Regions from separate parts of the Homo sapiens genome. Here region 2 is linked to region 1. A link is a loop called in an ENCODE intact Hi-C map of the cell type or tissue named here. Cell type or tissue: Calu3. All regions are shown on one strand. Each heading gives the region's core, and the rest is flanking DNA. Links, peaks and the distances in the headings are about the cores only.

Region 1 (15,927 bases), core at 3,969-11,968:
CATCAATGGAATTGGAATTCAAAGGCTACATTTTCCCCAAATTTCTACCCTAAAGGGACTGCTGCTGACCAGTACAATGAGGAAACAATTTCATCTCTGAAAATTTGTAATCACTTGCTGGCATTATTGAAGTTATAACCACAGGGTGGTCCAAAAGAATTCAAGCCACAAATTTCATTTAATTTGGTGCCATATTGATGACGTCCCTAGGAAGCAAAGGAACAAATACAAATCCATTTTGAGAAGTTACCCTCATCCTGGGCCTCAATGTATTTACACAAATAAGTTTTCAAGGTTAACAAGCAGTACTGGTAAAAAAAACAACTAAGCATACATAATAAGCATCACGTATGAGAGCTAGAAGAAATGAAAGAGTAGAAACAGAGTCAAAAAGATTTCAGATGCTGGAATTATCAGACACAGATTATAAAATTATGCCTACTATTGTTAAAGAAATAAAAGATGAGCTTGAAAATATCTTCAAGATACTGGAAACTACAAAAAGTGACCAACAAATTTTTAAGAACAATAAAATTAAACTTCTAGAAATAAAATTTACCATTACTGAGATTGAGAGCAAAACAAAAACCAACAGCTTAACAGCATATTACATACAACTGAAAAGAGAATTAGAGAACAAGAAGGTTGGGTCACAAGATTTTACAGAATGAAGCATAGAAATTTAAAGAAATACAATATATGAAAGAGAAATTAAAATTCATAGAAGATAGAGTGAGAAAGTCTAACATATATTTAATTAGAGCACTAGAAGACCAGAGATTATATGGCAGAAACAGTATTTGAAGAAATACTGGCCTAAACTTTTCCAGAACCTATTAATGAAATTAATTCACATACTCAAGAGGCCAAACAAATCCCAGGAAGAAAGGTGGGCAGGAGAGAAGGAGAAGAAGAAAAAGAACAAAGGAGGGAAGGAAAGGGAAAAAAGGAGGAAAAGGAAAGAAGGTAGAAAGAAAAGAAAGAAAGAGAGAATGGGAGGGAGGGAAAGGAAAGGAAAGAAAGGAGAAAAAGAAAGAAAAATTCTCACTCAAATTCATCACAATAAAACTAATGAACATCAAAGGAAAAAATTTGAGGTCAGGGAAAGTGTGGAGATCATTATCAAAGGAATGGCAGTGAGATGGACCACTAACTTCTCAGTAGCTGCAATGGAAGCCAAATGACAATACAATAACACACTCCATGGGTTGAAAGAAAATAATAAATAATCTATTATTCTATTCTTTTTTTTTTTTTTGGATATGGAGTCTCTCTCTGTCGCCCAGGCTGGAGTGCAGTGGCGCGACCTCGGCTCACTGCAAGCTCTGCCTCCCGGGTTCACGCCATTCTCCCGCCTCAGCCTCCCGAATAGCTGGGACTACAGGCGCCCGCCACCACGCCCGGCTAATTTTTTTGTACTTTTAGTAGAGACAGGGTTTCACCGTGTTAGCCAGGAAGGTCTCGATCTCCTGACCTCGTGATCCACCCGCCTCGGCCTCCCAAAGTGCTGGGATTACAGGCTTGAGCCACCGCGCCCGGCCCATATTATTCTATTCTTAGTGAAAAAAAATCTTTCAAGAATGAGGGCATAGTATTAATATGTACATTTCCAAAAACAAGTAGAAACACAGAGACTTTGCTATTATCCAGACCTTTGTACAAAGGAATTCAGAAGGGTGTCATTCTGGAAGAAAGAATGAGATCCTAGATGGATGCTCTGAGGTACAAGAAAGAATGAAGAGTAAAGAGAGTGGTAAATATATGAATAAATCTAAACAATGCAAAATTGTGCATAACACAGCATTAACAATGTCATATGAGATGAAAAAGTAAATAAATACACAAAAATAAAAGCATGCAAATTAAGAAGAGAGTCAATGAGGTTGGTGTTTAGTTTTTGTGGTATTTAGCACAAGAAAAACATTAGTGACTAACTTTTTACTTAATAGGTGATATATACATATAAACATGTTAGGCTAAACTCTAAAAAATAATAAAGACAGAATATAGCCTATAAACAGAGTTAAAAAAAGGAATAAAAATAATACAAAAAAGAAGAGAAAAAGAAGTATATAAAAGTGAAGCAAAGAGAAAGCAAAATGTAAAGTGATAGATTTAAAATATTAGTAACTAATATCAGTTAATTAAAATGAATAAAATGTAAATGGATTAAATACTTCAGTTAAAAGACAAAGCTTCTCGGACTGGAGAAAACTTATAGATATTCAAACAGGTTGAAATTTTAAAACGGAAATATAACTCCAAAAGAATTGGCATTTTTATGTTAATAGTACACAAAATAGACTTTAAGCCAAAAATCATTATTGAAAACAATTTGGCAATTCCTCAAAAAGCTAAAAATAGCATTACCATATGGCCCAGTAATGCCACTCCTAAGTATTATATATATATCCCAAAGAATAGAAAGCGGGGACTCAAACAAGTACTTGTATACCAGTGTTCATTGTAGCATTATTTACAATGGTCAAAAGGTGGAAACAACCCATGTACCAACCAGATGTATGAACGAAATGTGGTATATACATACAATGGAATATTATTCAGACATAAAGAGGAGTGAAGTTCTGATAGATGCCCCATGGTAGATAAACCTTGAAGACATATGCTAAGTGAAATAAGCTAGATGCAAAAGGACAAATATTGTATAACTACACTGACATGAAATATCTCAAATAGGAAAATTCGTAGAAATGTAAACTAGACGCAAGTTTGTCAGGGGCTGGGGAGAAGGGACCTGGGGAGTTTTTACTTACTAGTTACTGAGTTTCAGTTTGGGGTGATGAAAAAGTTTTCGAAGTAGATAGCGATGGTAGTTGTATAACATTGTGGACCTAAGTAATGCCACTAAATTGTACCCTTAAAAATGGTTTAAATGGGCCGAGCATGGTGGCTTATGCCTGTAATCCTAGCACGTTGGGAGGCCTAGGAGGGCAGATCACTTGAGCACCAGAGTTTGAGACCAGCTTGGGCAACATAGTGAAACCCTGTCTCTACAAAAAATACAAAAATTAGCTGAGCATGATGGCATGCGCCTGTAGTCCCAACTACTCCGGAGGCTAAGGTAGGAGGATCACTTCAACCTAGGAGGTTGACTGCACCACTGCACTCCAGCCTGGCAACAGAATAGGACCCTGTCTCAAAATAAATAAATAGGCTGGGTGCAGTGGCTCACGCCTGTAATCCCAACACTTTGGGAGGCTGAGGCGGGTGGATCACTTGAGGTCAGGAGTTAGAGACCAGCCTGGCCAAAGTGTGAAACCCTGTCTCTACTAAAAATACAAAAATTAGCCGTGCATGGTGGCAGGCACCTGTAATCCCAGCTACCTGGGAGGCTGAGGCAGGAGAATTGCTTGAACCCGAGAGGCAGAGGTTGCAGTGAGCCGAGATCGCGCCACTGCCCTCCAGCCTGGGCAACAGAGCAAGACTCCATCTCAAAAAAATAAGTAAATAAATAAAAACTTAAAATGGCAAATTTTACTGTATACATTTTATCAGAATTTTAAAATTACAACAATAAAGATAATCACTTAACAATACAATTTCAGCTTACTAGGAAAATATAAAAATTTTGAATTTATAAGTACCTAGTAGTGCAGCCACAAATTATATAAGAGAAAAATCAGAAGATCCATATGGAGAAATAGACAAATCTACAATTATATGGGAAATTAAAAAATACATCTCCCGATAATTGATAGAACAAGAAAAATCATTAAATAGGCCAGGACTGGTGGCTCATACCTGTAATCCCAGCACTTTAGGAGGCCTCCGAGGCAGGTGAACCACCTGAGCTCAGGAGTTTGAGACCAGCCTAGCCAACATGGCGAAACCCTGTCTCTACTAAAAATATAAAAATTAGCTGGGCATGGTGGCACAGCCTGTAGTCCCAGCTACTCGGGAGGCTGAGGTATGAGAATTGCTTGAACCCAGGAGGCGGAGGTTGTAGTGAGCTGAAATTGCGCCACTGCACTCCAGCCTGGGCAACAGAGAGAGACTCTGTCTCAAAAAAATAAAAATAAAAATAAATCATTAGAGGATTCAAACAATAATGATTAATAAAACTGATCTAATAGAGATTATCTATATTTCATTCAACAACTGCAGAAAAAAATTCTGAAGTCCACACAGAATATTTCAAAAATGGACTCATACATAGTCATTAAAACAAGCCTCAACAGATATTAAAGGATTAATACAGAGGATGTTTTCTGACCTAAAGTGATCTAACTATAAATCAATAATAAAAAGGTAAACAGAGCATCTCCATGTTTGGAAAATTAAAACCATGCTTTTAAATAACTCATGGGTCAAAGAAGAAATCATAGTGGAAAAAATTTTTAATTGTGAACTCTGCCTTTTTTTTTTTTTTGACAGATTCTCACTCTTGTCGCCCAGGCTGGAGTTCAGTGGCAGGATCTCACTGCAAGCTCCACCTCCTGGGTTCAAGTGATTCTCCTGCCTCAGCCTCCCAAGTAGCTGGGATTACAGGTGTCTGCCACCAGGCCCAACTAATTTTTGTATTTTTAGTAGAAATGGGGTTTCACCATGTTGGCCGGCGCTGGTCTCGAACTCCTGATCTCGGGTGATCCTCCCGCCTCAGCCTCCCAAAGTGCTGGGATTACAGGTGTGAGCCACTGCACCTGGCTGTGAACTGTGCCTTTTTAAAATGTGTGAGTGACTTAAAAATTACTTCATATCAAAAACATATAGGGTAATAGCTAAAAAGTGTTTACAGAGCTGATTTATAGCCTTACATTTTATATTAGAAAAGAAAAAAGGCTAAAAGTAAGTAAGTCAAGCATCTGCCTCAGGATATTAGAAATAAGCTGCAAGATAAACAGAAATAAAGAAGTAGGAAAGAGATAACAAATAAGAACAAAAATGTGTAAAATAGAAAAACTATGTAACAGGAACAATAAAGCCAATAGTTGATTCTTTGAGAAGACTAAAAAAGGTGTAAAATATTTGGTGAAACTAATGAGAGACACACATACATACAGAGAGAGAGAGAGAGAGAGAGAGAACACACACACACACACACACACACACACACGCTATCAGGAGTGAAAAAGGGGATATTACTCCAGATGTTGTACACACTGGAAAGATAATAAAAGGATATAATGAATGACTTAAATCTAATCCATTTGACAAAGTACACTATATGGACTAATTTCATCGGGGAAAAATCAACAAACCTTATAAAGATATTTTAAAAACATGAACATGATTCTGCTAAGAGAGCATTTGAAAAAAATAATAAAGGCCGGGCCCGGCGGCTCACGCCTGTAATCCCAGCACTTTGGGAGGCCGAGGCGGGCAGATCACGAGGTCAGGAGACCGAGACCATCCTGGCTAACACGGTGAAACCCCGTCTCTACTAAAAATACGAAAAAATTAGCCGGGCGTGGTGGCGGGCGCCTGTAGTCCCAGCTACTCGGGAGGCTGAGGCAGGAGAACGGGGTGAACCCAGGAGGCGGAGCTTGCAGTGAGCCAAGATCGCGCCACTGCCCTCCATCGTGGGGGACAGAGTGAGATTCCGTCTCAAAAAAATAAAAATAAAAATAATACAAAAAACAAAAACAAAAATCTCGAACAATCCTATGATCATTAAATAAGTTGAATCGTTTACAGAAAATCCACAAAGAAAATTCCAGGACCAGAAGCCTTTCATATGACTTCCACCAATCTTTTAAGGAACAAAGTATTTTAATATTACATAAACACATACAAGAAGGAACAACTCTCAAACTCATAAGACACTAAAATTCATGTGAAGACTATGTCAAAATAAAATTACAATCTAATTTGACCTATGGATGTATGTTGAAAAAAATCTGAAACAATATATTAGCAAACTGAATCCAGCAATACAAAAAGATAATATAGAAAAGCAAGTGTATCCTAGGAATACAAAATTGGTTTAATATTTGAAAATGAAACAATGTAATTTGTCATGTTAATAGAATAAAGGAGAGAACCCATATGACCCCCCCCCCAATATATTTAGGAAAAGTGAATGGTTAAAAAAAAAAGTCAATATGTATTCTTAATTTTAAAAATCAGCAAACTTGAAATAAAAGGAAACTTTTAAGTGAAATAGGGTACCTACAGAAAATCTGTAGCAAACATCATGCAAAATAGCGAAGTTGCTATGTCAGAAGATGTGAGGCCGGGCATGGTGGCTCACTCCTGTAATCCTAACACTTTGGGAGGCCAATGTGGGTGGATCACCTGAGACCAGGAGTTCAAGACCAGCCTGACCAACATTATGAAACCCCATCTTTATTAAAATTCAAAAATTAGCAAGGTGTGGTGGCAGGCACCTGTAATCCCATCTACTTGAGAGGCTAAAGCAGGAGAATTGCTTGAACCCGGGAGGCAGAGGTTGCAGTGAGCCGAGATCATGCCACTGCACTCCAGCCTGGGTGACAGAGCGAGACTCTGTCTCAAAAAAAAAAGAAGAAGAAGAAGAAGAAGGCAGAGCGTGGTGGCTCACGCCTGTAATCAAAGCACTTTGGGAGGCCAAGGTGGGCAGATCATCTGAGGTCAGAAGTTCAAGACCAGCCTGGCCAACATGGTGAAACCCCATCTCTACTAAAAGTATAAAATTAGCCAGGTGTGCTGGTGCATGCCTGTAATCCTAGCTACATGGGAGGCTGAAGCAGGAGAATCGCTTGAACCCGGGAGGCGGAGGTTGCAGTGAGCTGAGATCACGCCATTGCACTCCAGCTTGGGCAAAAAGAGCAAAACTCCGTCTCAAAAAAAAAAAAAAAAAAAAAAAGCTGTGTATAACTTTAGTTCTGTTAGACAATGCCACACTCTTTCAAAGTGGTTGTGCTAATTTATACTCTCAGCAACAGCCTATGAGAACTCTCATCACCAATCCACATTATCACCAAAAGACTGTGAACCACTGTCCTAGAGAAACTCTTGCAATGTGTACTACAGACAAGTACAAGAATTTTCTCAGCATCATTGTTCTGAGTAGCTTGAAACTGGAAACGATTCACTGTGCTTCTGGGGAGGCAGCAAAATTTTATATCTGGATCACAGTACTGGTTATGTAGATGTTCATTTTATAATCATTCAAACTGCACATATATGCTTTATGCACTTTTCTATATGTACTGCATATGTCTCATTTGAACTTCTACAAAGGCATTATATTCTTCAAAGAAACTTCACACACATTTTAATAAATCTTATCTGATTTTACAATTACCACTTGTGGTTCCTATAAGAAACTTGTCCATATTAGTTAGGGCTCCACTAGAAAAGAAATTATTTGTACAAATTTGGTAATTTGAGAAGAGTTTAATTTAAAAGGACCATCTACAAAGGTGTGGGCAGGGTTTAAGGAGCTCAAATGTGGTAACAAAATACTCTAGAACTAGTAACTTGGGGTGCCTTTCCCACCCTTTGGGGCAGGGAAAGAAAGCCTTTATTAGAACCAGGAGATAGAGCTATGTGGAGAGAGCTACTCAACTTGAGCTATGACCTCTAGTGGAAAGACAGAGCCAGTCCACACCACAGTGACCGCATACAAAGGGGATAAATACCCTGATTTTGCTCCTCTCCCTTCCCTCTCCCAATCTTCTGTCTGTGCTCCTTGTTGGTGAACCCAACCAGAAGCCAGAAGACAAGAGAATCTGTGGATGCAATGCATTTAGGTCAACCACCCAGAGAACCCAGCAGAATGGAGCTGGGCAAAGAGTAGATCCGAAGTGATGAGAAGTTGTTCACATGTCCGTCTGAATCTAAAGTGGTAGCCACTTCCAGTGTTTTTCTTTTAAAATACAAGGTTTGGGGAGAAGGAGAAATGACCAAGGGATTTAAATTATAGCTGTTATAATCCCTGCTTCTGCAGCTGATGACAAGGCGTACATTGGTACTCAAGGCTACCTTCTTCCACCTCCCACTTCTGTTCTTTCCTTCCATCGGCACTTCAGCAGGATGTGTTTTACCTTTTTCCTTGTCCCAGGCTACTTGTCCCATAGTAAAGATGCTTTTGCCTATTTTCCAAAGTAGATTTGGAGAGACCCAAACTTCGTTGCGTGTAGGATATGAGGCATTGATAATCTTGTCTTTATTGGGTGGCTGCACTTTTCCATTCACCAGAACAGTGGGCCAAGGAATGCTAAGAAGTTGTTCATTGAATCCCTGAGTTCTAAACATAGCTCTCCCTGTCTATCCCCGCTAGGTAGCAGCAATCTAATTACTGCTGTTAAGGATATATTACCCCTTTTCTATATATTGGTTCTATGACCTAAGGAACCCCTAATGCCTGGGGGTAAGACTTAGCTTCCATTTCATTGGAACCATGTCTATTATACTTCCCATTTTTTTAGAAGAGGACACTAAAACCAAGAGAATTTGCAATATTTGCCTAAGAGTGCATAGTTAGTACAACAATGGAACTAGAAGCTCAGCCTCCTGACTTTCAGACTCATTTGCTTCCCACATACTGGAGGAGTACAGCTGTGTCTTATCACTGTAACAGGTGGACATGGGAAACAGCAATAACACAACGTTAGACTGTGATAAAGGTGACTCAAGGGAGGGAGGAATACACAGTAGCAGATGTCCTCTAAATATTAAGGCACAGTAGAGAATAAGACATTTGTCATCCTGCCATCTCATTGTGCCAAGCTACAAGAGTAATGTTTTTGCCCTGTGTTTTTCCAAAGCAGGGCCTTTTCCAAAACAATTCAGGGTGATGACTACTTGAGTGCATTTTAATGTGTTTGCTAATGAATTTTCTTGATATTGGAAAATAACATTTTTCTTGTGTAATGTCCCCTCTCCTTTCTCTCAAAGGAGCCCACATTGCCATTTTTTTATTTTTTTATTTTTTCTTGGTCACAGAGAAGTCCATGCTAGTGAAGCAATTAAGGGCTCTTTCTAACCCATAAATCACCAACAAAATGGATATTCCAGTGCACCCATAGGGATTGGAGGGCTCATGTGAGGGAAGTTTGTAAATGACTCTGCATTTTAGGATTTCCATAGCCTTTCTGAGGCCCATTAAACTGATCAGTAGGTAGTAAGTGATGAGGCATAAGGCTGGGAGGTGGGGTGATGTAAAGAAAAAATTAAGAAATGAGACTGAGTCAGCCAAAGTGAAAATTTAGTTTGTAAGAGTTGGTGCCTCTTCAGACTTCTAAGCAACTTGAAGAAGGTAATCACCATTTTATTACTTTTATTATCTTCTTTATTTTTAGACTTTAACATAGTCAATAGTGGGTTGCAGTACCTTGCTAAGAGGGAGGAGAACCAACTTCATACATTAGTGTCATGCTAAAATATTCATTGGGAAAAATTAATATAGCATTTTATTTAGGGCTTTCAATGTGTATATCAAAGGAGAAACTAATCAGGGGAAATTCAGTCTATTCTTAAGTTGGTGGGGAATGATATTTTTTGATAGGGAGTTTTTCACACCTGTTAGATCATATAAATTCAGTGGATGCTTTTTTTCTCATGAAAAGTGAGGAAGCAGTAAACATTTAAAACATAGAATTTTTTTTCCTGTCATCCTTACACAGGGGCCATGCTAATCTTCTCTGTATCATTCCAACTATTAATTATTTTTAAGTGAAGTATTTAATACGCTGATGTTAAGGTTCGGTTCAATGACTTTTTTTTAAATTTTAGAGGTAGGGTCTCGTTCTGTCACCCAAGCTGAAGTACAGTGGAGTGATCATGGCTCACTGCAACCTCAATCCCCTAGGCTTAAGTGATTCTCCCACCTCAGCCTCCCAAGTATCTGGAGACACAGGCATACGTAGCCATACTGGGCTAATTTTTATTTTTTATTTTTGTCAAGCTATGTTGCCCAGGCTGGTCTTGAATTCCTGGCCTCAAGCAATCCTCCCACCTCAGCCTCCTGAGGCACTGGTATTACAAGCCTGAGCCAACATGCTTGGCCAACAGATTTCGATAATTGTACACATTAATGTAACTACCATCTAAAGTTCCAGAAAGTTGTCTCATCCTCTTGTCCCTTTCTAGTCAAACCCCCTTTCCTTCTCACTGAGGGAACCACTTTCTTTTTTTTTGAGGCTGGACTGCAGTGGCACAATCTCGGCTCACTGCAAGCTCCACCTCCTGGGTTCATGCCATTCTCCTGCCTCAGCCTCCCGAGGAGCTGGGACTACAGGTGCCCACCACCACACCAGGCTAATTGTTTGTATTTTTAGTAGAGATGGGGTTTCACCATGTTAGCCAGGATGGCCTCGATCTCCTGACTTCATGATCCACACACCTCGGCCTCCCAAAGTGCTGGGATTACAGGTGTGAGCTACTGCACCCTGCTGAGGGAACCACTTTCTAATCCTATCACCATAGATTAGTTTGCCTGCTCTGGGATTGCATGTAAATGGAGTCATACCGTATTTATTATTTTGCATCTGGTGTCTTTCACTCACCATGGTTCTAGATTCATCCTTTTTTTTTTTTTTTTTTGCATGTACCAGTGGCTCGTTCCTTTTATTGCTGAGTAGTATTCCTTTGTATGAATATATCACAATGTGTTTATCCAATCTCCTATTGCTGGACATTTGAGTTGTTTTCCATTTTTGGCTGTTATGAATACAAGTACTATGAGCATTCTTGTACAAAACTTTTTGCGGCCATATATTTCCATGTTTTGGGGGTATATACCTAGGAGTAGAATAGCTGGTAACTCTATGTTTAATCATTTGAGGACCTGCCAGACTGTTTTCCAAAGTGGCTGTACCACCTACATTCCTACCAGCAAGGTACAAGGGTTCTAATTTCTCCATATCCTTGCCAACACTTGTTGTTCATATTTTTTATTACAGCCATCCTAGGGGGTGTAAAGTTATATCTCATTGTGGTTTTGATTTGCATTTTCTTAATGATTAATGACGTTGAACATCTTTTCAAGAGTTTATTGGCTACTTGTACACCTTCTTTGGGGAAATGTCTATTCATAACATTTGCTCATTTTAAATTGGGTCATTTGTCTTTTTGTTGTTGAGTCCTAATTGATTCTTAACTTGGGTGAAATTGAATTGAGAGAGTCTGTTGTAACAGGTAAGCCTCTTGCAGTTGAAAGTAACAGAAAACCCAACCTACATTATTAGCTTAAGCATTAATGGAACTTGTTGTATCACAGAACTGAAAGTTCTTGGAGGTAGTTGTGGCTTCAAGAATGGCCTGGTCCAAAGCAAAAAAAAAAAAAAAAAAAAGAAAGAAAAAAAAAGGCTAGGGGTGGTGGCTCACACCTGTAACCCCAGCAGTTTGGGAGGCTAAGGTGGGCAGATCACATGAGGTCAGGAGTTTGAGACCAGCCTGGCCAACATGGTGAGACCCCATTTCTACTAAAAATACAAAAATTAGCCAGTCGTGGTGGCAGGCACCTGTAATCTCAACTACTCAGGAGGCTGAGGCACGAGAATCATTTGAACCCGGGAGGTAGAGGATGCAGTGAGCCGAGATCGTGCCATTGCACTCTAGCCTGGACAACAAGAGCGAAACTCTGTCTCAAAAAAAAAAGTGACACCAGAACCTGATTTCTTCCTTCTCCCCTCTTAGCTCTGTTTTCACTGTCTGAGCCCCATTCTTGGATAGGCCTCACCAATTAGAACAGCAAGATGGCTATAGCAGCTCCAGCCACACGTTCTTCCAGGTTCAGGCCCACAGGAGAAGAGTGCTTGCTCACAGAAGCACTGGCAAAAAGACTTACGGGTCCTGACTGATTACAGACCAATCCAAACTGCAGTGGCCAAGAGGAATAGGTACACTGATTTAGGGGGATTCACAGATCCCATTCCCGAAGCAATGGTTAGAGCCCACCCGAAACATGGATTCCAAGTCGGGGAAGAGAGAGAGTTATCCAGAGAGAAATTAGAATACATTTACCAAAATAGGAGGAAAAGGGATGTCGGGGATGTCAAAAACTAGCAAATGTCCACTACAGTGCTTCCCAACCACGGCCTCACTAAAAATCAACATGATTTTTATCTAAGCAACTAAGCAAAGAGGTGAGGCCACAGGGTAAAATACTATTATTGACACAGGAATATGGATAAAGGCAAGAGAATAGTTAGCCAGCAGTAAAATCATTAAAAAGTCACTAAATTTAGCATCTGAAGACCTGGCTCGAATCCTAGGTTTGCTACTTGCTAGCACTATGACCTTGGAAAAAATCACTTAACTTTACAAATCAATTTTTTTCTTTCTTTCTTTTTTCTTTCCTTTTTTGAGACAGGGTCTTACTCTGTCACCCAGGCTAGAGTGCACTGGCATGATCACAGCTCACTGTAGCCTCGACCTCCTAGGCTCAAGAAATGCTTCCAGCTCAGCCTCCCGAGTAGCTGTGACTATAGGTGCATACCACCATGCCTGGCTAATTTTTTATATTTTTTGTAGAGATGGGGTTTTGCCATGTTGCCCAGGCTACTCTTGTACTCCTGGACTCAAGCGATCCTCCTGCCTTGACCTCCCATAATGCTGGGATTACAGGCATGAGCCACCACACCCAGCCAAACCACATTTTTCTAAGCCATAAAACAGGGATTACCTCAAATTATCATTCCAGCATCATAGGTTGGTTCTAGAAATATAAACCTGTAAAAGTGCCTGGCACATAGAGGATATTCACTCTGAAATCCTGGGTCATAACTTTGTCTACATGCCTTCCATGTGATCCCACCCCAACGCTACTACCTATCCAGCCAGTGTTTGCTTTCCAGATGGGACTGCAGAGATTTCCACAGAAAATCTTTTGAACCATTACCTTATTGAGCCCCAAACTGTAATTTCAGCTATGTGATTAGAGCATTGTTCTATCAACACCGAGAATGGTTTCTGGCTGGAATGTCAGTGGAGCATGGTGAGCCAGACACAGGCAGTCCTTTGAACACAGCCTGGGGTATAAGACAGAGATGATCATCACAGTTGGAGATCTAGAAAATGTCCCTGGAGACCTCAGAATCCCACGGTTTGGCTTCCAGCAGTGAAAATGAGTGCCAGCTTCCCCTCTCAAAGCACGCTGCCCCCCTGGATTCTAGTTTGTTAGCTAATCCCTTCCTCCTCTAGAACAGGAAAGAAGGAAGGAAGGGTTTGGAACTGTTCCATTGGTAGCCCCAGAATTTCTACATAAGAAAAGCTTAGGGGCAGCCATCTGGCTGCTATGAGCTTCTAGAGGAGTTGCTTTTGAAATTGTTTGCATTTTAAATAAGAAGGTTTGGCCAGGTGCAGTGGCTCACACCTGTAATCCCAGCACTTTGGGAGGCAGAGGGCGGGCAGATCACCTGAGGCCAGGAGTTTGAGACCAACCTGGCCAACATGGTGAAACCTCATCTCTACTAAAAAATACAAAAATTAGCCAGGCATGGCGGAGTGCACCTCTGGAGCCAGAGGCAGGAGAATTGCTTGAACCTAGGAGGTAGAGGCTGCAGTGAGCTGAGATTGCGCCACTGCACTCTAGCCTGGGCAACAGAGTTAGGCAGTCTCAAAAAAATAAAAACCATTTTTTTTAAATAAGCAGGTTTCATTCAGATTGTATACTATTTGAGATGGCCTGGGTAGAGCTGGTTATCTGGAAACTTTTGGGGTTTTTTGTTTTTTTTAGATGGAGTATCACTCTGTTGCCCAGGCTGGAGTGCAGTGGTGCGATCTCGACTCACTGCAACCTCTGCCTCCTGGGTTCAAGCTATTCTCCTGGCTCAGTCTCTTGAGTAACTGGGACTACAGGTGCACACCACCACACCTGGCTAATTTACCACACCTGGCTAATTTTTTTTTTCTTTTAGTAGAGATGGGGTTTCACCATGTTGGCCAGGCTGACCTCAAGTGATCCGCCCATCTCAGCCTCCCAAAGTGCTGGGATTACAGGTGTGAGCCACTGCACCCAGCCAATTATCTCGAAACTTTGATCATCCTTGACATCACTGCCGACTGCCCTCCTCCAATTCCCTTGGTCTATCTCTGACTGATGCCGGCAGAAGAAGCAGAGCAAAATCTCCTTACATGTATTTTTGTTCCGCTTCCTGTCAATTTGGGTCCTCTAGGAAGCAGACAGGCACCAGGATGGGTTTATAAGTGAAAGCACTGGGTTGTAATAACTGTGAAAGGCAAAAGGAAGAGGGAGCTGGAGAGGGCAGGGAAAGCCTTAAAACCATGTTGCAGGTCTGAGGCTTGTAAAAGGAGAAGGGTAAGGAAGGATGATTGTGTGGGTGAATAGAGTCTCAGACTGTGGTGCAGCTCTGGAAATGTCCTGGTCAGCCTAATAGGGAGCTCTGGCACAAGGATTGCCCTCAAAAAAGTCCCACGTTGCATGGCAGTGGTCATGCCCTAGTACCCCTGCCATGCTCAGTCATTGGTAGAGGGCTGCCTGGGAGAAAGTGCTGCACCCTGGATGCTGGGGTGGATCCAGACTAGAAGCTGTCAGCGTTCTGCATTCCTTGCAGCAGGTTCTTTCTGGAAGGGAAGTCTGCGTGGCACGCTGCCACAGCTGGCACAACCCCAACAGCTGTCCAGCCATTCTGCTCTTACCTATAATCAAGCTCACAGAAGGGAAGTAGAGTGTTTTTGTGCTCCACAGAACTGCCTGAGCTCTTTTTATGATTCCTTTGGGTGAACCCTCAGTAAGTCAATCTATGCCTTAGGTTTCTTGTCTGAAATATTTCCTTTGCCTGGAACGCTTTTCCCTCAGCTACACTAATAACTCAATGCCTCATCTCCTTGAGGTCTCTGCTCATGTGTTGTCTCATCAGTGAGTCCTTCCCTGACTAATTAAAATAGCAATCCCCTCACAATTCTTATTCTCCTTCCCAGTGTTATTTTTCTCCATAGCACTTACCCTATCTAATTTTAAAAGTTTATTTATATATTTATCATCTGTCTCCTTTGATTAGAATATAATGGATGTCAAGTCAGGAGATTTTGTCTGCTGTTCTATCCCTAGCACCCAGAATAGTGACTAGCATATAGCAAATGCCATTAACTATGTGGCAAATGGAAGGAAGAAAGGAAGAAAGGAAGGAAGGGAGGGAGGGAGGGAGGGAGGGAGGGAGGGACTGGTATAACCACACAAATCATGTAAAAGTTGATAGATACCACTAATCCTTTCTCTTTCTGATGCAAACTTCTTATCTAAGAAGATCATCTAACCCCTTGAAGAGAGCAATTAAGTCATTGAAACTTATAAAAATGTGTCACTAAAAATTGGAACTTTAAGTCAAAGACAGAAAACTTATTTACTAATTGTATTCTTTTTATCAGATACCATGTTACATGTTTTTACATACGTTATCTGATTTAATCCTCCCAATAGCACTGAGATAAGGGTTATCATCCCTATTTTGTGGGCAAGGAGGGTGAGGCCCAAATAACATGGCCAATGTCACACACAACTGGAAGTATGGAATTTAAATTCAGATTTATCTGATAGCAACAAATAAGAAACAGACTTCAGTGCCAAATAAGAGGAAAGGAGCAAAATTAGCTCACCATTTGATAGTAAAAATATGAACAAAGTAAAAGAATCATTACAAAGGACAAAGGAAGGAATTACTTTTACTATGCAGGGGTCAAGGCTCAATATCAGTTACCCAATCCAATGAGGATACCATCTTCTTACAATAGTGGGTATTTATTTTTCCTTTTTTTTTTCTCCTGAGACAGGGTCTCACTCTGTCACCCAGGCTAGAGGGCAGTGGCATGATCATAGCTCACTGCAGCCTCAAACTCCAGGGCTCAGGTGATACTCCCATCTCAGCCTCTCAAGTAGCTGGGACTACGGACATGCACCACTGTGCCCAGCTAATTTTTTTTGTATTTTTTGTAGAGATGGGGTTTCACTATGTTGCCCAGGCTGGTCTTAAACTACTGAACTCAAGTGACCTGCCTGCCTCAGCCTCCCAAAGTGCTGGG
Region 2 (15,927 bases), core at 2,515-10,514, 120 kb before region 1:
CGCTAATCAGCGAGAGTGCCAGGAGTCAAACACGTGACTACTGATTCTAAGGACCCTGCTCGTTCCACAGTGGGGAAGAACTGCTCTAAACTGTCCCCATCAGCAACACCACTGTCTTCTCTGGTTTTTTAGTACTTTTCATAGTCTAACAACCACCCAGGAGACTGATCTTACTCCAACACTCTTCCTTCTGTAGACTGAAAGGACTGTCATTTAAAAAATCACTGCATGGCCCCAGCCTTCCCTGTGTTCCTGCCCACTACTAATGCTCTGCCCTGGCACCACTGCCACAGTGTGAGAGGAAAGTCCTAGCAACATGTGAACAGGAAGCCTCCTAACAGCCTAACCTACACAACAAGCCAGGGAAACTGCCAGTGGCTTCACACCCATAGAGCCACCGAAAATGACTTGTATCTATTGCTACTGGGACCCCACTGCTATGCTGAGACGTGGAATAACAGTTCTGATGAAAGCATCACAAGATACTGTAAAGCTGATGGATTCCAGCCAAAAGGACGACATCATATAAATACAAAATCTGCTATTTTTCCTGTCAGGAAGTCAGAACTATGGCTTTTCTATATGCCACTCCTGCCACACAGAATAACTCACTTCTAACTATAGCAGCAATTCCAGGAATACCCCAGAACCGTAAGTGCTGCTTCATTTACAATAAACTAGGGATGATTAAATAATCAATGCCAGCTCAATGGTTCGGTGCTTCGCACTGCTCCCAAGGAGCCTGCATTCAGTGAGAGACAGTTTTTGATAAAAGTAAATACAGTACTTTGCTTAAAGTCAGTAAGTGTCTTTCTAAAAGCCACATTGTACCAAGAGACTTTGTTACTTTTCCTTTTCTAAAAAACTTTTTCTTCTTTTAAACTAATTACCACTAACACATCCATAATCTTATTAAAGAGCAATGAATATAAGATTTAGTGAAGCCATCCATATCCTTACCCCAGGGTCAAAGACTTGGTGGCACAAATGGACACTCAAAACATGGCGGGGTGGGGAGAATGGCTTGTCTTCATAGTATGTGCTTTTTTGGGGGGGATGGAGGGGGATGGAATCTCGCTCTGTCACCCACGCTGGAATATAGTGGCACAATCATGGCTCACTGCAGCCTTGACCTCCTGGGTTCAAGTGAACCTCCTGCCTCAGCCTCCCAAGAAGGTGGGATAACAGGTGCACACTACCACATTCAGTTAATTTTTGTTGTTGTTGTTTTTGGGAAAGGGGTCTCACTATGGTGCCCAAGGTGGTCTCATACTCCTGGGCTCAAGCAATCCTCCCATCTCAGCCTCCCAAATTGTTAAGGTTACAGGCATGAACCAACTCACCCAGGCACAATATGTGCTTTTTAATCATTTATCCCAAAAATACTTCTGAAGCACTTGTGCCATCACAATAAAACCTTGCATTTATATAGCACTTTATGGCTTAAAAAGGGCTTTCACATCTAAACCACATTCGAGTTTCACAGCCCCTTCAGATGGGAAGACTCGGCTAAGGCGTTCCCACAGTCAACTGGCCAGTGAGAGGTGAGATAGGTCTCAAACACATTTCTCAGCTGTAGCCTCACTCCCCTTTCCATTTACCACTCTGCCTTGGGCAAGGTGTGGGACTTCAGGGGAATCCAAAGAAGTAACACAAATACATCTGAGCATGCCAAAAATCTTACAATCTACTGACAGCTGGCAAGACTAACATATACACGGGAACCCCAGGGAAGAGGCTGTGAGGGCATGCTGAGAGACAGACACTGAGAACCATGGGAGTCAAAAACAGAGGACACAAGGGCCATGCTTTGGGCTGAGAGGGGATTAAGGAGAGAGGAATCTGCTCTCAGTTTTCAGAAATGGAGAAGACTGAAAAAGAGAGAGGAAAGGTACAGCTGTTCTTTAAAAAAAATAAAAATAAAGGCCAGGAAGAAGGAAAATCACAAGCACAATTGTGCAGGAAAGAGTATGCAGACAGGAAGAATCTTGCAGGAAAAAGGCAGACAGCAAGGAAAGGAGGGGAGGGTGCAAGAGGAACAGAGCTTGTGCGAGAGCTTCTTCCCACCAGTCAGAAAGAGGCCCATGTTCCAGCCCAGATCCACTAGGACCTGCCTGGTGTTGAGCAAGCCTCTTAACCTCTCTGAGCTCAAACCCTGCATAATGAAAAAGTATTGGATGCCCTCCAAAGTTCCTTATAGAAGCAGTTAAAAGCCTGCTCTTGGAGTCACCCTAACCTGGGTCCAGATCCCAGCTCTAACACCCACTGTCTGAGACCTTAGGCCAGTTTCTTAACCTCTGTTGAGTTTGTTTCCTCAGAATAATAGAAGTATCTACTTTACAGGGTTGTTGTGATGATGATTCAAGATTTCCCTAAATCTCTTAATGCTAAAATAAAATGCTCACACCCATTAGGAAATCAGTTTTCTGTGAGTATGCGCAAGGCTTTTAAAAAGCTTAAAACTGAAAAAAGAAACAAATAAAACAAACCCTAACTTATAAAAGTTTGAAACCATTTTGTACTGCACCTAACATAGCTCATTTTTTATTAACATGTATTTCCAAAATGTCACAATGTAAAGACATAGAATCTCCTGCTGATAAGTCATCTGACAAAGCTTGAAGGTACCCATAATTTAAAGGAATACAAAGGAAAACAACCCTGAATCCTTCCACCCCTTGCTAAATTTTACTATTTGTGTCTACCAAGCATTCACCTACTTCTTCTCACCTGTCACATACTAAGTTCATTTAGGGCAGACACAAATCTAACATGCTTCCTATATCCACTCAGTGTTCTTGGGTACAATCAACAGAAACCAGCTCTGCTTACCTAAGGGTAAAATGAGTTTAAGGGAAAGACAGAAGGACAGAGGAACAGCCTGATAAGGACACCACTGCTCGCACAGCCTCCACCGGTCACCAGCCATCACCAGGACTGGACTCCCAACTCTGCTGCTTCCATGAATGATCTCAAGCCACCTCTGTATGTTTGCACCACTCCCTCCAGATTCAAAGTCCTGACGAGGAGGAATCGAAGAGGTTGAACCTAGTTTGCCCTCAGTTATGTGTCTGCACCTCCTTCAGCTTCCACAGCAACAATGGGAGACCACTCTAGAAACAAAGGGGGTTCCAATGCTAGACAACCCCCCAAATGGCAAATGTCCATTTCAGTCTATGCACCAAAGGTACTCAGCTATTGCCTCAAAATGTAAGTTAGGAGAGAAAACAAAACAAAACGAGGCGGGGCACAATGGCTCACGCCTGTAATCCCAGCACTTTGGGACGCCAAGGTGGGCGGATCACTTGAGGTCAGGAGTTCGAAACCAGCCTGGCCAATATGGTGAAACCCCGTCTCTACTAAAAAAAACAAAAAACAAAAAACAAAAAAGGTTAGCCGGGCGTGGTGGTGGGTGCCTGTAATCCCAGCTACTCAGGAGGCTGAGGCAGGAGAATCGCTTGAACCCGGGAGGCAGAGGGTGCAGAGAGCAAAGATCATGCTGCTGCACTCTAGCCTAGGTGTCAGAGCAAGACTACGTCTCAAAAAACAAACAAAAAAAAACCAGGAAATCTCAAGAAAAATCTTTCTCTACATGGCCCCCCTACACTTGGCCCCCTCAACCAAAAAACTGTAACCAGTTTTTATGTTCAGCTTTGAAACTGCCCTGCCAACAAAGACTCCAATCTTAAACTGCTGGCAGAGCTCTCAGCGAACCCTATCCATATAATGAGTAATGCACTTAGTCTTCACCAAGGCGGCAGCAGCATCAGGGCAGAGCAGGATCGGCAGGTCACCACAGCGCCTCTGGAGCCACTGTGCCACCTCTCACTCCTCCCCAGTCTGCCCCAGTTTCCCCTAGCATTCAGCCAAGAATCCAGCTAGGGTTACACATCATTGTCTGATATCCTAGGAACCTATGCTGACAGCCATGCTTAAAACAGCTTTGCAGTCTTTTTTGACCATGATCCACCGTAAAAAATATATTTTGTAGTACACATGTGTGTATATGACATACAAGTTTCACAAAAAGATATTGATCCTTACTATGTGCCATTCCCTCTACCTTCTATTCTACATTTTCTTATATTTAATACATTTTTAAATGCTAAACAAGACCCACAAAACAGATTTCACAGCCCAGTAAAGATTAACAGACTACAGTTTGAAAAACACTGTTTTAAAGGACCCAACAAGGTTACTACTAATCAAATTTACCTTATTTTTGTTTTTATTTCAGCAAATATAAGAAAGTGAATATAAAACAGTGAGACATTCCCCAGCTGAATATGAAACAGTGAGACATATTTCACCTCAAACTTCTTTGGTTACCACAAGATTACTTCTCTTTTCTCACAATGTATAGCCTATGATGTTTCAATACAAACAGCTGGACTGAGACCCATACAACGCATATGCACAGTCTTCATTTCACAATAAGCTTCTCCTCCCAGAAAGCTCTTCAGTTGGTTACCTCCTACAGCCATATAATGGTACCACAAAGATCTAGAATATGTAGAAACTATACCCACAAAGCATGGAAGGTCTATTTTTAAAATTCTGCCAAACCACTCTTCTTACACATGACTTATTTTCTCACAGTCCCAGGTGTCTAACTTCATGATCACATCTAGGGATGCTTCGTACAACCAAAAGAATTCAAAATCCATTCTGTGTACCTTGCAACTGTGCAAAATTTTCAGTGTATTTCATGGAAACAACGGTTATCGTAAATGAAGAGTTCAGTGCATGCCTGTCAATGGGGAACTACTCGGGAACGGGGAAGCTATCCAAGTCTTGGAGATTTAGATGGTAGATGGGTATCCTGAAATAGGTTAGGAATCTTTAATTGTATTTCCCTATCAATGAATTGAAAACGGTGATCAGATGCAGTTATTCTTTCTCAAGATAAATGCTCCTTTTCCCACTCTGCACATAGGAAGGCAGTCTCAATGACACTTTTTTGCATCCTTGAAGCACAGTCCAGAGCATGCTTACATTCACAATTCTTTTACGAATAGCCCTTGTCTAACAGACAACACTTGAATTTAGCCAAACTGGCATCCATTTCAAAGTATCAAACTATTTAGTGGCAATGCCTGGTCATTCCACTTAATTTTTCTGTTGGTTTCTTTGCAGGGGATGGGATACACTACAGACTCCAGCCACGGAGCTTCTTTTGTCTTTCCTTCCCAGGAATAAAAGCATAGAAAAAGAAGACTGAAGGATAATTTGCAAGACTACTTAGCAATTAGTGGAGGCAAATATTATGGTAGGATGTAAATAACTAATTGGGCTAAATATAACTAGGAGAAATAACTCACTTGTTCCAGGACATCATTAATTAAGTAAAATCAACAAAAACGCATTGTGTAAAGCCTGCGATGCACAGCTCAGTAAGAAGAAAAGAAAACAACAAAAGATATATCGCCAAAGAAGAATTAGCAACCCAAGCACATAGCAAGGTAATAATACATGACTGATTGCCAAACACAGGACACACCCGACCAAGCGAAAAGAGCACGTCTGGAGAAGGTCTAAGAGTGGGGCTGGTGTAGTGAGTTTGATCGGATCCAGAGGACGGCAGGGAAAACCAGCATGGTGGGGTTGAATGTTCAGGCTCAGGAAAACCTCAGCCCTGCCACTTAGTAGCTGGCTTTGAATAATTTTTAACTTTCTATGACTGTTTTCTCATTTGCAAATAAGGATAATCATAATTATTTTACAGGCTTATTTTAAACTCTTGGAAAAATATATACATAAACACAGTAGGAAAACTGGCTCACAGCAGGCATGCAATACTACTACTATCACTACGAAGAAGGTGGGATACAAACAGGATGAAAACAGGAGCTGAGTGAGGACAACATTCCAAATAAGGGAAACATGAAGAAATAGCAAAAGAAGGAAAGTGGGGTTGGGCACGATGGCTCACGCCTGCAATCTCAGCCCTTTGGAAGGCCGAGGCGGGTGGATCACTTGAGGTCAGGACTTTGAGACCAGCCTGGCCAACATGGTGAAACCCTGTCCCTACTAAAAATACAAAAATTAGCCAGGTGTGGTGGTGAGCACCTGTAGTCCCAGCTACTTGGGAGGCTGAGGCAGGAGAATCGCTTAAACCAGAAGGTGGAGGTTGCAGTGAGCTGTGCCACTGCACTCCAGCCTGGGCAACAGAGCAAGACTGCATCCCAAAAGAAAAAGAGAAAAAAAAAGAAGAGGAGCAGGAGGACGAGGGAGGAGGAGGGGGGGAGGGGGAGGGGGGGAGGAGGAGGGGGGAGGGGGAGGGGGAGGGGGAGGGAGGAGGAGGAGGAGGAGGAGGAGGAGGAGGAGGAGGAGGAGGAGGAGGAGGAGGAGGAGGAAAGCCGGAGGGTAAGGCACTTGACTGAAGACTAAACAGGTTTGTGTAGAACCAAAAAAGATGAGGTAAGGAGGAAAACTGGGCCCAGGCTACAAATGCCCCCTAAGGAGTCTGGATTTTCTTCTGAGGGGATACTACCCAAGGAGAATGCAGATCCCCAGATTCATGTGAATTCCTCAAGTGGAAAGTCCCCAGTATGTGAAGGTGTGCTACGTGGGGTGGGGGTTCTCACACATAGGAAATGATGGGAAAGGCATGGGCATAGGACACCTGAAATTCAACTGTGTAAAAATAATGTCCTTCTTTTTAAAGATTCTTAATGAATCTGCTACTCTTTGATGGATATATAGGCACTGTACATTGAGAAAGGACAATAAAATTTAACTGAGCAAACAGTTCAAATACTGCTATGGGTAAGAGCTAATTTGAATATTCATTTGAGGGATCCATACCTTTGCCCCACCTCGCTATACACACATACAAAAAGGAAACTTCTTTAAAAAATAAAATAAAATGAGAAGCTAGAGGTTTTCTTGTGTAAATCATGATGTTAATGAGTCAGAAAGAACTTTCCCAAAGCTTGTCTTCCTGGTTGTCGCGTCTGGCTGGGACATCCACTAATAGCACTGGGAGAGTCAACATTCTGCTGCTGGTGACTCATCCTCCTCTGCTAGCACAGTCGGAGGGACCAGCAAGTTCACGGGGCTGCCCTTGGGAGTCACTCTGAATTATTTTTGTAACATCTTGTCCTTGGATAAAAGGGAATACAGAGTCAGAAACCAGAGGCCAGGAGGCCATCTATTACTCAGCAGAGTTGTTTACACAGCCCTGTTCCTCTATTATCCAGAATTCAGTGTTCTGGATAACTGATAAAATTAAGGCACCTATGTTTCCAGGGAGCTGAATACAGCAAATGCACAAAAGTCATGTTGGATGAAATTCTACCTTCCCTTGATGATTCAGAAGACCATATCAGACCTTCTCAGGCATGACTGCAGATGACAAAGAGATTATTAGAACCTGATTTTGACCCATTTCCATCTCACAAGCCTGTGAAATGTGGACTCAAGGGTGTGGGAGAACTTCAGTTAGCAAAATTTGCATAAATAGTTTCCTTCTACTGTCATCCAGTTAAACAGTCTCCAGGAGCTTGCATGAATGCTTTATCAGGTCACCAAGCTCTCTGATGTATGTCCAGCCAGGTGCTCCCTGAACATTTCTGGGCCTGGCCAAAACTGTGCTTGTTCAGTGCATTTCAGCTGTATATATAGCTAATAATTAGCAGCAGAAATGTGGCACAAACCCAAATCTCATGGATCCCACATTGCACCAAAATAAATATTAATGAAGGCACCTCTGCCTTTTTAGTCTTTCTCCAAATGAATTTTTAAAAAAGCAAAGTTGGCTTAACTGCTCATGACCATTGACTAATATAAAAATCAATAAAAAATCAATAATTATATACTTTTTACAATTTACAAAGCACTTTCAATACTTGATCTCAATCCTCACAATAATTTGAAGTATCATTCCTCTTATTCTACTCATAAGCAAACTAAAGCTTAGAAACACTAAGTGACTTGTGAAAGATCACATGTATTTATTACCTAGGACTCAAATCTAAGTCATTAGACAGCAAAGGAAATGGAAACAACTAATGGAAAAAGGACCTATAATCATGGTGAAAAGGTGAAATTTCAGTAAATTAAAATTGTTTATCTATCTAGTCAGTAAAGTTGGTGTTATACTTCTTTTTAAATGTAAATATAAGCCTGGATTAGGTAGAAGTATAAATTACTGTCACCTATAAACTATGGGTGACAACTCTAAAAATCATTTAGACTCATCATAAATGCACACATTCAACATTATAGAAAGATATCACTGAAAAGCCAAAGTTCCCCTCCCTCCTCCCAGAGATAGTCACTATTCAGTTTTTGGTAAGGCTGAGCAACCCAAATCAAAAAATCTGAAGTCTGAAATGCTCCAAAATATGACTTTTTGACTACCACATTTCTTGAAGGAAATGCTCATTGGAGGATTTTGAATTTTCAGATTTGGGATGCTCAATGGGTAAGCATAGTGCTAATATTATAAAATCCCAAAAATCTGAAATCTGAAAATTGTCTGGTCTCAAGCATTTCAGATAGGGGATACTCATCTGTACAACTCTCCCTGAGAACAATTTAGCTCCACTTTCAATTTGGACTTGAAGATTCTCCTATGTTTTGACACAAGAATCTTACAATATGGTAATGAAAAAATCAAATTGAAAAACAGCATGTATAGGATGATCCTAGCTATGATGCATAGACGCACACATGTAATCCTAAAGAAACGGTGACAAAATGGATGGGGAGGACATTACAAGAATAATTACCTGTGAGTATTCCAAGGTGTTTGTGATAGTAGTTACTTCATTTTGCACACTTTTAGAGATTTTCTAAGTGTTCTGCATCAAATATGTGTTACTACACTAATGAGGGGAGAAAAGTCATTCCCCCTGGGTTATACAGGAAATTAGGGCTGGGAGTAGGAATTCAGGAGAGCCAATTCACCTCTCTACCTGCTGCAATGGCTCAAGATTGACTAGCAATTCAAAGCAATTAAGAGATGTGACAAGGCAAAACATAATTATTTGTCATTGACTGATAGAGATATTAAGTGCTATGACTTCAGAGGACAAAGAGATCATTCTAGCATGGAATTATTCCAAAGGATTCATAAGTCAGAGATCTAAGAAGGTAAAGGGAACAGATGAGCTCCATTCTAGGTGAAGATAAAGGTGTAATCAAAGGTAACAGACATTAAATCACCAAGCGAGTTCTGGGGACAGTAAGCACAAGACTTAAGCATTTCATGAAGAGAAGAAAACAAGACTTAGAAGGCAGGCTGGGGTCAGACTGACATGAAGTGAGACAGCGAAGTGGACAGAGATCTTGGAGTCCTAGGAACTGCGACCATATCCACTTGGGGAGCAAGCCCTAATCGTTCTAACTCTGTTGTCTCTGTTCTAACTCTGTTGTCTCTACCCACTTATCTCCCAAATTACTGCAACAATCTCCTGAAAGTTTCTGCCTTCATTCTCGTCCGCTTCTATTCCAAGTCTCTACAATGCAGCCAGTCTTATTTCTAGACTGCTAATCTGGAAGTATCATGCTCTAAAACTCTTTTATTTCTTACTCTCTTAGGTGACATGGCTTACAAGGCTACTTGTAATCAACTTCTCATGGCTCATCCCCATTTGTGCCCTGAACTCCAAACGTACTGAGTTACCTGCAGTTCCTGTAATCCAGCATGACTTTGTCCTCCAAGCCTTTGCTGTCCCCACTCATCCTTCAGTTCCTAGCTCAGGAATCATCTCCATCAAGGTTTCCCTGACTTCTCCCATTTCCCAAGTGAGGCGTTCAGAGAGTCCTGTGCTTACCTTTGGAGTAGCACTTACATCCTGCTCCCTAACTGTCTGTAGAATCATCTGTCTTCGCTGTCTTTGAGCACCCTGAGGGCAGGGACTGCAGCTGTTATCTGGGTACATACAACACCAAATAACAATGCCTAAGGCATGCCAGATATTCAATAAATGTCTGTGTAAGAAGCAAATGTTTAAACATTTCCTTCCCCAGCATGCCTTCTCTGACTATCCCCACCTCCTTCCAGAAGTACTCACCTAATCCATGCAGACACCATAGACCAAGTGCATTTATAAAACTGTTTTATAATATTAAATGTGTAGTTTATATGCCTAACAGAATTGCGAGGAATTATTTAACTTCTTATTTTCTATTCTCTCCCATCATGGTACCCACGAAGAAGCCCACATGCTTACTCTTCTTTCTAATGGAACACCATGCCCTGAGATTTCCCAGTGTGCTGAGAGTTGCGTAGGCCTGGAAAGATAAAGAAAGTCTAATACAGTATGTCAAGTAAGGTCAGCCAGCAGGTGAAAAAACTCAAAAAACCAACCAGATGTTGGTTTCTGTTACAGAAGAATCATTGACAAACTGTGAACCAAAACTTAGACACAGTTTTAAAAGTATTCTCTTACTTATAATTATAATGCCCTATAATGACATTTAAATTTTTAACTTATTTTTTAGGTGCACAATTCAGTGGTTCTTAGTGTAATCTCAAAAGAGTGCAACCATCATCACTATCTACTTCCAGAACATTTCACCACCCCAAAAAGAAACCCCATGTCACTCTCCATTCTCCCCTATCGCATCCCCTAGCAACCACTGGTCTATTAGCCTAGTCTAGACATTTCATAGAAATTGAATCATATAATGTGTGTGTCTGGCTTCTTTCACCTACACAATGTCCTCAGGGGATCCATGCTGTAGCATGCACCAGTGCTTCATTCTTTTTGTGACCAAATAATACTCTATTGTATAGGGCATTTACGTTTTTTTAAATATTATTTTAGAGAAATAAAATAGGGATGATGATACTCCTTAATCTTAAAAATCACCATAAGAAGCCAAAATAATATTATCAGGGGTGTATTCTTTATCACAGTTTTCTAATTTAATCATTGTGAGGTCAATGGAGTCTTCACTTCCTCAAATGAGGAAACTGAGGCTCAAAGACATTACATAATTTGCCAAATGTCATTGTAGCTAGTAAGCAACAAAACCAGAACTGATGTGTATTTTACTCCCTTTAGTGCTCTTCTCAGCACGATACATTTCTAGAACTACTTCATGGTCCCAAACAGCCTCCTCAGCACTAAAGGGAGTAAAATCATCAGTCCTGTCATTTGTGCCATAGATGTTAAGACAGACAGCAGCATCTCTCTGTCAATCCGAGGATAAAGGATAGAGGGAAATGTTTCAACCCTTCACTCACCCACTTGCTCTCTCAACAAAGAGTTGTTGAAAAACCCCTATGTACTATGCCCTGCACAAGGATCTGAGTATATAACATGAGCACTGGGGACATGGTGCCTTTACTCATGAATTTGTGAGAGAGAGAGAGAGAGAGAGAGAGAGAGAGAGTGTGTGTGTGTGTGTGTGTGTGTGTGTTATGGCATGTTAAGATGGAAGAGACTTGAGAACATTTAAATAATAGGAAGAAGGGAGTTAAAGGATAAAGGTAAGGACAGGGAAAAGGATTAGCTACTAGCCAAAAGTCAGAAGAGGGGAGTGAATGGGCACCAGACCCCAATACGCAGTGGTGGAAGAGACAGCTGATTGTATGCCATTGTCCTTCCTCTTCTTCAACAGTAATTTTTAGCTGTGCACAAGAATGCTCACAATAGTGACTACAATTGCCAGCTTCCTTTGCGGCAAGATATGACCATGTGAGTAAGTTTGGCCAACAGGATAAAAGCAAAAGTACTGTGTGGCAGCTTCTACCCTGGAGACCACTGTAAGGTCTTTGCCCCGTTTTCTTAATTCCTTCTCCTATCTGCAGCCTAGAATATGGATGCTGCCAACATGGTTGGTAAGGACAAAGAGACAGAGTTTTGCTCTTGTCACCCAGGCTGGAGTGCAATGGCATGATCTCAGCTCACTGCAACCTCCACCTCCCAGGTTCAAGCGATTCTCCTGCCTCAGCCTTCCGAGTAGCTGGGATTACAGGCATGCACCACCACGCCTGGTTAATTTTTGCATTTTTAGTAGAGACGGGGTTTCACCATGTTGGCCATGCTGGTCTCGAACTCCTGACCTCAGGTGATCCACCGGCCTCGGCCTCCCAAAGTGCTGGGACTACAGGTGTAAGCCACCGCATCTGGCCCAAAGTCTGTAAACTTTTTATTACCTGCTCCAAAACTCACCCTAGCTAGCACATCAGCTGTAAAGAAAGCAGCCCTCATGGCATGGGGACAGAGGGAGCAGAGCAGGGACACAATGAAGACTGGAAATGTGTAATTCTCTGAGCCTGTTCAAGGTGAGCTTCTAATACAAATGAGACAATGAAAGATACTAGTATTGGTGAGAGGACAGGAAGCCTAGTGGATAAGTGCACAAGGTTTAGAATCACATACCTGGGTCCTAATTCTGGCTTTTCAGTCAGGAGGTATGTCAACTTAGACATGTCTCTAAATCTCTGAGCCTTAGCTCTTTTATCTACTAAAATGGGAATAATACTAGCTCCAATCTCTTAGTGCTGATAGCATCATAAAGTCTTTGCCAGGGATAAAACGACTATGTGGCTGCTGCAGTGACTATTACTGAAAGACACTTCTTGTCATGAAAGTTATGTTAACATAACCCAGCTGTGTTGTAATCCACACATCTGACACAGGGTCAGAAATAATGTCCAATCTATCTTTGTCCTATAGATTATCACAATCAAGCTCTAATTTGGGACCTCTCCATGGCACATTCCATGCTCTTAGGAAAGTTAATGACTTGACTACAAGTTCCTTGAGAGCAAAAACAAGATCATTCTCTCTGCAGCCTCAAGACATAGCTAGTTCAGTGCTCTGAATCTAACAGGTATATATTTGTTCAGTAACATTTACTGAGACACTACTATGTGTCAGGCACTGTATTAGACACTATGGTTCTAGTAAGGAACAAAAAAGACAAGGTTCTTTAATATAGAAACAGATATAATTTTTAAATATTGATTTAACGAATCAGAACCAGAAAATGTCACAGTCAGGAGTGACACAGTAATTGATTAATTCATTCAACCTGCTCATACTACATATGGGAACACAAACCAACAGAAATGAAGTATCGCATTCAATTTGAAGGTAAGAATTAAATTAGCATTCCCAAATTATGTTTTCTGGAATCTTGTACTTCTGTGCAATGATAGTAACTGTTCTATGTACATATCCTTCTAAAAAGAGAGAGAAGGAAAATGAGGGTCCATAGTGAAAAAATTGGAGAAACACTGGTTAAACATAGTTAAATAATATTTTTAACAGCAAGAGCTCTTAAGCCTTTCATAGTTAATAAATGCAGTGAGTCTCCAACTCCCAAAAAAATCATCAGACCAAGGCACTTCTTTTTTAATGGAATATACATTTGGAAAAGTCCGGATCAGATGTTCTCTATGCTCTCTTTCATTTCTCAAATTCTATAGATTTATCTGACAGCATCAATCTCAGAAGACTTTTCTTCTTGGGTAGATGACTTAATATACCAGATTCTCTAGAAAAGGCATTCATTCACATATATTCACATTCCCCACACACATATATACACACACACACACCCTATAAAATTGGATAAACACAAGCATGGGATAAAATCTAAGATTTCAATATAATAAGATTAGACTAAAACAGTGTTCATAAAAGTAGGGGAGAATGAGCCATTTTTGCAATTTTACCTTCAAGCAGATATTCCAGAAGGTAATGCCCGGAAAAAGTTATATTTACCTACTACTCAACAACCCAAACACCTGGGAAAAATCCTTGCAATTCTGATAAAACAGGTAGGCACAAAGAAAATAACCCAAAGAGGGAGAGAAAATATGGTCACCTAGGGAACAGTGGAGGCCCCTTTCCTCAACTCCCTCCCAAATGATCCTCTGCCTTTATTTGCCTCGGCCTTCTTGTTTTTTCCCCTTCAACCCACTTGATCTTCCTGTTCTCATCCCACATCTTTCTGCAAGTCTTCTCTAGGAGCTGGCTACAGGGTCTTCCCAGAACAGAGCCCACAGTTCAGGAAACCCTGCCTCATCTCCAGTGCGAGGACGGTGACAGAGAAGGGGCAGAGCAGACTGAGATGAAACAAGTTCAAACAGCTTACGAAAACCTGGGAATCCAAGCAGATATCTGTCCACAAAAGCAGACAACGTCAACTGTATCCGATTCACATTTAGAATGCATACATGTTTTTATAAATGTACATAGCTCTACATATGTCAAATATCAGTGTTAAATTTTTTTAGTATGAGAATCCTGTTAAAGGTAATAGCTCATGGATCCTACTGCTATATATATTTCTGGACTAATAAAGAAAGAAATAATCGTATTGAAAGCAGATATTGTACAGTAGGCCCCCTGTAAAATTTCCCAAATACCCTCCCTGTCTTCACTCCCTTAAATCCCACATTTACACATCTACACATTGGGAACCTCTGCCATATAACAAATTTGCACGCACCTCACCCAATCCCATAAAATAGACTTTCAGAAGAAAAATCAAGTGAAAAAGTGATTTATCCATGTAACCTCCCTTACTCCTATATTTAGTCATGCAATTAAGCACTAAGTTGTTTTTGATGTGTGTTTATGTGTACCTATCTCACATGATCCCTACAAACAACCTAAATGAGGAAAAGAGGTCAGGTTCCAGCATTCTCATTCTCAGAGGCCAGAGGGAGCTCCCCCACTTCTCAGTCTCCAAATGTCGGTGGCCCAAGGACTCAGGCCTCAATCTTCACTTTTTCTCTATCTACTGAAGTGATCTCACCCTGTTGCATGGTTCAAATGCCACATGCATGCCAACAATGTCCAAATTTCTATCTCAGAACTCCGATCTCAAATATCCAACTACCTTGGGAGGCCAAGGTGAGTGGATCACTTGAGGTCAGGAGTTCAAGATCAGCCTGACCAACACAGTGAAACCCCATCTCTACTAAAAATACAAAATTAGCTGGGCGTGGTGGTGCATGCCTGTAATCCCAGTTACTTGGGAGGCTGAGGCAGCAGAATTGTTTGAACCTGGGAGGCGGGAGCTGCAGTAAGCCAAGACTACACCATTGCTCTCCAGCCTGGGCAACAAAAGCAAAACTCCATCTCAAAAAAGAAAAAAAAAAAAAAATCCCAACTACCTCTTCAGCATCTCTACTTGGAAGTTAACAGGCATCCAAACCATCATCTATATAAAAAGCAACCTGGAATTCCCACACCATCAACACACACCTCCTCCCTCCTCCCCAGCATTCACTCTCTCAGTAAATGCCAGTATTCACCATGTTGTAGAAGCAAAACCCCCCAGCAGTCAGTCTTGACACATCTTTCTCTCACATCCCACATCTAAACCATCACCAATTCTATCAGCTTTAGCTTCAAAATATGTCCCATATCCCACGATTTCTCGCCACCTACACTGCTACTACGCCATTCTCAGTCACTATCATTGTCTTAACATAAGCATCAAGAAGGCAGGGCTGTGACAGTTTTGTTGTATCTGCAGTGTATGACAGACAAAGCTCAATAAGTGGTGAGTGAATACATAAATATTGACACAGAGAGGTGATATGACTCATAGAGCAAGTAAATGGCAAAAGCCAGGTCTTGAACCCAGATCTTTAGAAATATAGGGAAGGACTGTTTCTGCTATTCCACACTACCTCTTAAAGCTTTAAAGGAAAAACGGAGGAGTGTATACTACTACCTTTCATGCCAGTGCATGTTTTTCTTTTTCCTTTTACCACTATCTACCCACTAAATGCACATACTCAAAACTCCTTGTCCAGCAGACTTCTCTTAACAGTGAGGAGAAGCACAAAAAAAAAAAAAAGAATATTTATGGATCCAAAGTACAGTAAACTTTCCAGTAATGCCTTTATAACTGGGTTTGTTTTGGTAAAACTGTATTTGTAAAAAGAGAAAAGATGATAGGGAGGGGAACAATTCAGATGCTTCCACAGCCTAATTCCAGTTC

Evidence for each region. Hi-C counts contacts between places; a loop is a spot of excess contacts. Peaks named below come from ENCODE experiments on the same cell type or tissue, not always from the same donor. Only the 100,000 strongest peaks of a DNase experiment are listed, where the experiment ranks them.
Region 2: a loop joins it to region 1, with 2.4 times the contacts of the local background. A loop is called at or near these places in 4 of 110 quality-filtered maps.

The regions. Positions count from the first base shown.
Region 1 is chr1:65,013,444-65,029,370 of GRCh38, forward strand. It overlaps a transcript of JAK1 not described here and the pseudogene RNU6-1176P. Among named protein-coding and RNA genes, the nearest start is that of LINC01359, 19 kb to the left of the region's middle. RefSeq lists an enhancer at 12,552-13,369. In Calu3, for the core only: a CTCF peak has its summit at 7,602; no DNase peak of the experiment used is centred there.
Region 2 is chr1:64,891,236-64,907,162 of GRCh38, forward strand. The region is part of intron 1 of JAK1 (Janus kinase 1); the gene reads right to left. Among named protein-coding and RNA genes, the nearest start is that of JAK1, 67 kb to the right of the region's middle. RefSeq lists enhancers at 430-479, 4,461-4,530. In Calu3, for the core only: no CTCF peak of the experiment used is centred there; DNase peaks (open chromatin) are centred at 3,776, 5,533, 7,006 and 7,536.